2 separate regions of the Homo sapiens genome follow, and region 2 is linked to region 1. A link is a contact called in ENCODE Hi-C or POLR2A ChIA-PET data. All regions are on one chromosome and are shown on one strand. The core of a region is the stretch at or near the end of the contact, and the rest is flanking DNA. Distances in the headings are between cores, read along the strand shown.

Region 1 (4,802 bases), core at 670-3,169:
GAAATATCTTCCTTTTAAAGGTAATTTCTGGTAACCTTTTAGAAATTTTTGAGAGTAGACCTGGTGAGTTCCCTTTGAGCTTAACTGGCTGACCCCAGATATGTCCTTCTCAAGATAGACATACGGTATCTTTTGAGTTTGCAAGGGAAGAGGCTGAGAGGAACCTTCTTACCTTATATTCAGGCATATGCCCTGGCCCCATACCTGACCTTTTGAATTGGAATCTCCAGTAGGGATCAGATGTTTATTACAAGTTCTAGAAACTAGAAAGTTACCCTGTTATGTGGCTGCTGGAGTCAAACCTGTACATAAATATTACAGTACTTCATGCTCTTGCTCATTGCTTTACTTGAAGCAGGTTTTTTTCTGTTTCACATTTTCCTTTGTGACCTGTTAAACTACTAGATATGGCTTTCAAATGAAGAATTTTTAAACTCCTTAGACTTAGTTAGGCTAGGCCAGGCGTGGTGGCTCACACCTGTAATCTCAGCACTTTGGGAGGCTGAGGCGGGTGGATCACTTGAGGTGAGGAGTTAAGAGACCAGCCTGGGTAACATAATGAAACCCCTGTCTCTACTAAAAATACAAAAATAAGCTGCGGGTGGTGGCGCAAGCCTGTAGTCAGTCCCAGCTACTCCAGAGGCTGAGGCATGAGAATAGCTTGAACCCAGGGAGGCGGAGGTTGCAATGAGCCTAATGAGCCTAGATCGCGCCACTGCACTCTAGCCTGGGCGACAGAGCGATACCCTGTCTCAAAAAAAGAAAAAAAAAAGAGGCTAGATTTCTACAACATGTAAAAGATTAATACAATGCTCTAGACTTTTGATTGTGTTGATTACATATTTGCATAGCTTTTTGTGGTAAAACCATCTCACTATTCTTTAGCAACTTGAGTAGTTGACTAGACGATGAATAGTTTGTCCTTTAGAAAATCACACAGATTTTTGAAATATGTTTTACTTTTTGGCGATGAATATTAAGGTCATTAGTTGTATTTTGGTCTTGGAAGATACTAATTTAAGATGAGCATCATTTGGAAAAGTAGTCGTAGGTAATCTTAATACTGAACAGTGGCAAATTTCTTCTCTCTCCGAATTAAAACATGACCTTTGAAAAAAAATAAAAAGCAAAAAATGACCTTTGAATATAGTTGTCTAGACATTTGGTCATATATGCTTGTGACTTGTTAATAACCTCACCAGTTTGGAAGAAATGACAGTGAAAGATGAGTGACCTGTTTTTATTTTGGGATATACTCTTAATATGTCAGGCATTTTTAGGGTGTTTTTAAATTTTATTTTATTTTATTTATTTAAATTTTACAAGTTTTTGAGAACTGTTGTGATGTCAGAGGAAAAAACACTTTCCCTTAATATTTTGTTAATATTTTGAGCTCCAGTGGAATTAGTCCTTATAGCAAGAACTCATACTTCATTTGTTTTGTGATGTTGGATGCTATTTTGTGCAAAATAAAATATATTGAAAGAATAATTGCAGTAATTTCCATGAGTACCCTTGAATTGCTATCTTAAGTTGTCCAAGAATTGTTATTGTGCGAACTTGTGCCTTTTCATCACAAATTTGGTGAGAACCTGGGGAAATAGACTTGTGTTACGGAGTTTTCTGGACTGGTTTAATTATAAAGTGATCAAAGCAATTAGCTGTGAAGCTGAGCTTTATGACTGTTTTAATTTTCAGTGGATTCGTTATTGGGCTAAGTTAATGACACTCTTGTAAATATATAATTATTTTGAGATACTCAAATTTGAAAGCAATACCAACTAAAAAGCATGTGTGGGATTTTGTTACGGTGTCTTTCTTTTTTTTTTTTTTTTTGATATGCATTCTAATGAAGTACTCTGGTGGTTTCAGACTCGCCTTCGTAATGTACAGTGTGGCCTGTGCGTGTTGTTTTGTGTTTCCTGCATTGATTTTTGCCTCCGTTTATTCTCTATTGCAGTCTAAAAGTTGGTTTTAATTGGTTGCCCACAGGATTGACTTGGCCTCTACTTCTTGTTAAGGAAATTCATCTCTTGTTTTATCAGGTAAGAGATTTTGAATAGAGAGTTCGTTTTTATACAAAATAAAATGAGATAGCTTATTAAGAAATATGAAAATATATGTAGCAACTATATTGTGTGTGTGTGTGTGTGTGTGTGTGTGTGTGTGTGTTTTTGTTTGCTTGTTTTTTGTTTTGAGACGGAGTCTTGCTCAGTTGCCCAGGCTAGACTCTGTTGCCCAGGCTGGAGTGCAGTGGTGCCATCTCGGCTCACTGCAACCTCCGCCTCCCGGGTTCAAGCACTTCTCTGCCTCAGCCTCCCGAATAGCTGGGATTACAGGCGCCTGCCACCATACCCGGCTAATTTTTTTGTATTTTTAGTAGAGATGGGGTTTTATCCTCTTGGCCAGGCTGGTCTTGAACTCCTGACCTTGTGATCCACCTGCCTTAGCCTCCCAAAGTGCTGGGATTACAGGCATGAGCCGCCACCCAGGCCGGTGTGGTTTTTTACAAGTTTATCTGAGGGATAGGGGTGGGGTAGATGGGTGCTTTGAACAGTTGTTCCTTTGGGGGTCAATTTCATTTATATGGATCTATTTATCTTGTGATTTTCCTGATAGGCAGTAAGTTTTATTCCTTAGTAGCATTTTAGACTAATTACAAATACAGATGCTTGTTATTGATATGTTTATTTATATTTCCTAAGAGTTTAAGTATAGATAATGGGTCACATGTTTTAGAGTACAAATTTTAGACTTTAAATGGAACCTTAGCAAGTGGAATCTAACCCTCTTGTTTAAGTAACTAAGATAGGCCCAAGTTAGGTTGAAATGACTTAGCTGTCAAACAGTTACTTAGTAACAGAAAAGCAGATACTTTTTTAAATTTTTTTTTAAATTTTTATTTGTTTTATTTATTTATTTCTTTTTGAGACAGAGTTTCGCTCTTGTTGCCCAGGCTGGAGTGCAGTGGCGTGATCTCTGCCTCCCGGGTTCAAGTGATTCTTCTGCCTCAGCCTCCCTAGTAGCTGGGATTACAGGCACCTGCCACCATGCCCAGCTAATTTTTTGTGTTTTTAGTAGAGACGGGGTTTCACCTTGTTGGCCAGGCTGGTCTTGAACTCCTGACCTCGGGTGATCCACCCACCTCATCCTCCCAAAGTGCTGGGGTTACAGGTGTGAGCCACCGCACCTGGCTGCGGATATTATTTCATATTTTTTGGAAGCTAGAAACAATTTTTCTCATCAGATGGCTTTATGAATAAATCTTGTATTCCACTTTGGTTTAATATTCAGCCCTTTCCAGCTGGTAATCTGAGGCAGATTTTCAATAGCATATTCTCATGTGTACCTTGTACAAACTTTCAGTAAATCCCTGCTCTTAACAGAAAATGGCTTGAAGACTTAACTGTGTATGTCACTTTAGCCCTGTGTTTAATTTTTGTGTTCTTGGGACTATATCAAGTTTCTGTTTGATTGTCCCAGTGCAAACTAGTCTCTCTCTCTCTCTCAAGTTGTTTTGAGTACCTGGATTGCCCATGATGTTTCCCCTATACAAAGTGATTAACCGTTTTTTGAAGTTGAACAGGAAATGCTATCACATTTTGCATACAGCCACATATTCTAGATTGAGCAAGGAATGTGAATTTGATTTAATGACTTGGAAACTGCTTGATGAACCTCCTTATAGGCTGCTAAATAGTAAATGAGAAAAGAGACTGTTGGTGTGATGTTTTTTAGCGTTAATTTTTCTTGTTGACTCTTGAAGTTTGTAAATGAAAAGCTTCCCCACACTTCCCAAATTTCTAGTGCTTTATAATGGCCTCACAAAAAGCATTTTCTGTTTGCTAGTCCATTTTTCTGGATTAAATTTGAAGGTGGCTTTTTATTTTTGTGTATGTGTCTGTGAGAAAACTGTCAAAGCCAAGCAGTTTGTTTCTTGTTTGTATACGGCAGTTGTAATATTGAGATATAATTACAGATTTTGTTGCATTAGTATTTATATAATATTTGACAATGAAGTTACAGAATTCTTAGAGCTTATAGTAGAAAATCTTGCCCCTTCTAATATTCTTGAGAAGTGATAAAACCAAATCTCTTCATTAATTTATAACCTTTCTGAGGGTCATGAGCTGATTTTATGGGCTTATATTTAAAAGTTGACTTTTCAGGTGGGGCGCAGTGGCTCACGCCTGTAATCCCAGCACTTTGGAAGACTGAGGAGGGTGGATCACCTGAGGTCAGGTGAAATCCCATCTCTCCTAAATACAAACACTTAGCCAGGCATGGTGGCGCATGCCTGTAATCCCAGCTACTTGGGAGGCTGAGGCAGGAGAATTACTTGAACCTGGGAGGTGGAGGTTGCCGTGAACCGAGATCGTGCCGTTGCACTGCAGCCTGGGCTACAAGAGTGAAACTCTGTCTCAAAATAAATAAATAAATAAAAGTTGACTTTTCAGATGGGTTGGAAAACACCCTATGTTATTGACCACCTTAATTTCAAAGTAGTATGTTTCCCAGGCCCAATAATTCGGTTTGTGTCACTTTCCAAAGGGCTGCCCTTGAATTTGCTCTTAGAAGCCTTTGGAACTGAAATACTGAAATTTGAGGGGAACATTTCTTTTTTGATTATGTCAAAACAGGCATGATCTAAGGAGATCACAGAGATCCTGTAGGAGTTGTGTAGGTCCAAGACTGTAACAACCACTGAGTAATTCACACTCTGGTTCTAAAACAAAAACAAAAAATATTTTTATTGTCAGCCCTCTCCTAGGGGAAAATAATACTTTAAAAAATTTTATTAA
Region 2 (4,651 bases), core at 209-2,708, 250 kb before region 1:
TCTATATGCCAGCAATGAATAACTGGAATTTGAAATAAAGAAATAGCAAGGAGATCTGTATGGCTCCAATGGAACTGAAATTAGAATTAGGTTGAGTAAGGGAAAGAAGCAGATGGAGGCTAGCAGCAGAACATGATGAAGGGCCCTGTGAGGAAGTTGGCTTTTACTATGAGTGATTTAGGGAGCCACTGGAAGGATCTCAGCAAAGGAGGGATATTATCTGTTGTACCTTCACCCACACTCCTCCACAACACACACACAGACTGCTCCCTGATCCAGTTTTTATTTGTAAATTCAGGTTTTAGTGACCTCCAACTAAAGTAATTATACCCATCAGCTTAGTGAAATGCTAACAGAATTTATCTTGTCAGCAGCAGAACTGCCTGAAGCAGCAACATAATCTAGGTCCTAAATCCTTGAGACAGAGAGGGCAAGATGTAGAGGAAAACTGCCCAATGCTAGGGCATACCTGGTTATCTGGCTAAAGATAGTGGTCATTTGTAAACTCCAGTGGCAGAACTTGCAGGCCCTAGAAAAGACACAGAGAATTGCCCAGCAAGGACTGAGCTAAGGCAGGTGAGTCCCTGAGGAACAGGAGTAGACAAGGTGACAACAGGCAGAAATCCCCAGACTGCCAGGTGCACAGGAAGTCTCCTGCAGGGAGGCACTCCTATCTCCCACTCCAGGGCCTGGGACAGGCACTCTTCCCTGGAATCATAAAAGACAGCAGAGCCTCAAAGTGAGAGTATGGGCTTCACAACAGATTCAAATCATGGCTCCACCACCTGCTAGAGCTGTAAATATTGGTTCAAATTAATCCATCTCATCTGCACCTTAGTTTCTAATCTATAAATTAGGCATTATAGATGCCTAATATGCCAACATTAGAGCATCCAAATTCTTAAAACAAGTACTTCCAGACCTAAAGAAAGACTTAGTCACATAATTTTAGTGGGGGACTTCAACACCCCTCTGACACAGCATTAGAAAGATCATCGAGGCAAAAAACAAAGAAATACTGGACTTAAATCCAGCAATGACAAACTATACATTCCACCCATCTGCAAATGGCAAATAATCTAAAATTGACCACATGCTTGGCCATAAACCAAGTATCAGTGAATTCAAATCATTGAAATCATATCAACCACACTCTGAGACCACAGTGGAATAACTGCATAAATTAGGCATAACAGCACCCACCTCAGAGGGTTTGTTCTGATAACTAAATAAGACAATACAAGTAACGAACTTGGAACAGCGCCCAGCACATGAAGTACTCAAATGTCAGCTGTTATTATCTTGCTTGCAATATTCTTTCCCTGGAAAGCAGTGCTGGTCGCTGGTCTGCTGTCAACTCTCTCTCTGGACAGCTTTACCAATTGTTCCATGACCCACAGAGCATGTACTGGCTGTGGAGCTTCCTCCCGGCTGCCCTGACTAGGTTGGACAAAGAGTGACTTCCTGCCAGGCTCTGGATCAGAGAGCAGCTTGTCACCTAAGCAGGGTGAGGCTTTCCTCCAGGATGGCCACTTGTCCTCTCCCCAAGCTGCAGGTGTCCATCAGGAGAAATACCAGAGGCCCTCTTGCTCCTCCATACAGCTGACTCTTGAGTATTCCATCCAGTCACTGATTTATGAGAGCAGAGGGACAACTGTCATCAGACCGCCGCTTCCAGGAGGGAAAAGAATAGCATCACCACCACCTATGGGGTAACTGCTTGTACACCACAGAGCTCAGCCACGAGGCTGGGACAAGCACTGACCAGAGCATGTTCTGATCTGCACAAGGGGGTGGTAGCTCAAGGGCAGACAGAAGCAGATATGGGCTTGGAGGGGTTCTCTCTGCCTATCAGAGAAGTGGTAGTCAGGGTCTGCCACTGTCATTTCACCATGTCTACCTTCCCAATCTCATCTCCTATCAGTCCCCTACCATGAGTCCCACCCAGATACCAACCCAGGATGGCCCTCCAATAACCCCTCCCTCCTCAAGCCCTGCATTCTTCTTAGCTCATGTGGTAAAGGCTGCAGTGCCCTTCCCAACACTATTTCTCCACTTCTTCCATAGGAAGAGTTCATGTTCCATGTTCCCTTGAGAGAGGGGTGGCAGATGTTCTGCCTATCGGATACAAGAAGTGATGTGTGGCACTTCTGGGTTGTGCCTTAAAAGAAAGGAGCATACTTTCCCTTCACTTCCCTTCCCAGCAGCTGAAAGATAAGCAAGGCAGGGAGCCATTTTGGACACCAAAGAAGAGCAGCACCTGGGGCAACAACGGGGAGAAAGCAAGGCCCAGGAACCTTCAGAGCCTGGTGGAACAACGGGGAGAAAGCAAGGCCCAGGGACCTTCAGATCCTGGTGGAAAAACGGGGAGAAAGCAAGGCCCAGGGACCTTTAGAGCCTGGTGGAACAATGGGGAGAAAGCAAGGCCCGGGGACCTTCAGAGCCTGAGCACAGCCACCATGGGTAACTTGCAGTTCATCCTGAGAGGGAAATAAACTTCTCTGATTTTAGCCAGCTATGTTGTTCTCTCTGTTATGGCACTATAATCCATATTCTAATTAAGCTCACACTGCTCTTTTTGTTTTAAGGGGAGGAGGACATGTTCCTGCGATAAGGCCAGTGTAGTCCCATGAGAAAAGGTGTGGATGGCAATGAAGAGGTGCCCACTCCAGTGCCCCAAGGCTCACTTTGGCCTAAAACTGAGGTTTACCCAGGGTGAGAGCACGACTCAAACAGATGTAGCAATAAGTAATAATAAGCACAGGAGAGGCCCTCTTTGACACTAGAAAATTCTTTCTGAGCCTAACCTGTATTCAGGACTGAACTCACCTAAGTAGAAAGAAACCCAAGGGAGCCTGAGCTGGCTACTGGAAGAGAATTTATTAAGTGACTCTGGTATACTGAGAAACCTCATTTGGAAAAGCAAATCTAAACTGACCTTCTAAATTCATTTTGCAACTAAAGGCTTGGCTGAGAGCAGAAGAACCATATGAGTGACAGGATTACAGAAGGCTGGCATCAGAAGGGGCACCTTAGGGACAGATGATTGGTTTATTCCCCTTGATGCCTCTGAACCCTTGCTATGCCTATTCCTGGCACAGGGATGCTTTTCCTCTTCCCGGCTTCTGGTCCAATTCCTATCTAGCCTCACTCCTTAAGGCGTGGGTTAGTCTGCTCAGGCTGTTATAACAAAACATTATGTTATATGTGGCTTAAACAACAGATATTTCTTTCTCACAGTTCTGGAGGTTGGAAACTACAAGATCAAGGTGCCAGACTATTTGGTTCCCAGTGAGGCCCCTCTTCCCAGTTTGCAGATGGCCATCTTCTTGCTACATCCTCACATGGGGGGATAGGGGGAGCTCTGATCTCTTCCTATAATGCCACTAATCCCATCATGAAGGCCCCAACCTCATGACATCATTTAAACTTAATTATTGCCAAATACCATCACACTGAGGGTTAGGACTTCAACAGATGAATTTTAGGGAGGAAGGCAGGACACAATTCAATTCACAGCAAGGCCTAACTCAAATGTCACCTTCTCCTCTCAACAGTCCAGCTCCTACCCTACAGGCAAAATCTGAATCTGTGTTCCCACAGCACTTTACATGTTCCTAACACAGAACTTAGCTTTCTCACGTTGTTTATGAGCTTTTCTCCCCACATGAAAGGGCCTGGTCTCATGCATACCTAGCTCTACATCATCACTTTAGAAATGAGGAGATCAGCCAGGCACGGTGGCTCATCTCTGTAATCCCAGCACTTTGGGAGGCCAAGGCAGGCAGATCATCTGAGGTCGGGAGTTTGAGACCAGCCTGACCAACACGGAGAAGCCCAGTCTCTACTAAAAATACAAAATTAGCCAGGCATGGTGGTGCACGCCTGTAATCCCAGCTACTCGGGAGGCTGAGGCAGGAGAATCATTTGAATCCGGGAGGCGGAGGTTGTGGTGAGCCAAGATCGCACTATTGCACTCCAGCCTGGGCAACAAGAGTGAAACTTCATCTCAAACAAACAAAAAAAAAGAAAGAGAAAGAAAGAAAAGAAAGGAAGGAAGGAAGGAAGGAAGGAAGGAAGGAAGGAGAAAAGAAATCAGATCTGTGAAGAGACCTGCCTGAGATCACAAAGGGAACAGTGGCAGGTTGCTACTAAGATCAGTCTACGGACTCTCAGACCAGAACTACTACTTCTGCCCAACCTTACCAACCCAGATATTGAGGAGTCCAAAGCCAAGAAATCTCTGCAGGGTACTTTCGAGTCCCAGTGGTTTTGCTGGAAGCCCCAGGAATCTCCATCAGAGAAATCCATGAGAACCCAAGTTCGGGACCACTTGAGGCCAGGAGTTCAAGACCAGCCTGGACAACATGGCAAAACCCCATCTGTACTAAAAATACAAAAATTAGCTGGGTGTGGTGGTGAATGCCTGTAATACCAGCTATTTGGGAGGCTGAGGCAGGAGAATTGCTTGAACCCCGAAGGCAGAGGTTGCAGTGAGCCAAGATCACGCCACTGCACTCCAGGCTGGGCAACAGAGTGAGATTCTGTCTCAAAAAAAAAAAAAAAAAAAAAAAAATCAGAGCATTCAGCATAAAGGGGGTACTTTTTTACAGTTACTATTATCACGCAGCACAAATCCTATAATATTCTG

What was found. Hi-C counts contacts between places; a loop is a spot of excess contacts on that map. ChIA-PET counts read pairs that join two places held with the same protein, here RNA polymerase II (POLR2A). Pooled maps may share reads with other maps.
Region 2: a pooled map shows a loop between it and region 1 (2.1-fold over the local background). The contact joins two enhancer-like sites. A Hi-C loop is called at or near these places in 1 of 37 single-sample maps with no recorded cell type and 5 of 50 pooled maps. POLR2A ChIA-PET finds 5 or more read pairs at or near these places in 7 of 52 experiments (GM10248, H1, MCF 10A and 4 more).

Annotation. Positions count from the first base shown.
Region 1 is chr20:35,656,173-35,660,974 of GRCh38, reverse strand. All of the region lies in intron 1 of CPNE1 (copine 1), which reads left to right. It overlaps RBM12 (RNA binding motif protein 12), which reads left to right. Exons shown (of 3, transcript NM_006047.6): 2 at 1,961-2,045. Among named protein-coding and RNA genes, the nearest start is that of CPNE1, 6.3 kb to the left of the region's middle. Within about 2 kb of position 1,919, at least 3 of the 41 ENCODE cell types and tissues checked have a DNase peak (open chromatin) inside an H3K27ac peak, as active enhancers do.
Region 2 is chr20:35,904,203-35,908,853 of GRCh38, reverse strand. All of the region lies in intron 10 of PHF20 (PHD finger protein 20), which reads right to left. Among named protein-coding and RNA genes, the nearest start is that of SCAND1, 48 kb to the left of the region's middle. RefSeq lists an enhancer at 1,731-2,231. Within about 2 kb of position 1,458, at least 4 of the 41 ENCODE cell types and tissues checked have a DNase peak (open chromatin) inside an H3K27ac peak, as active enhancers do.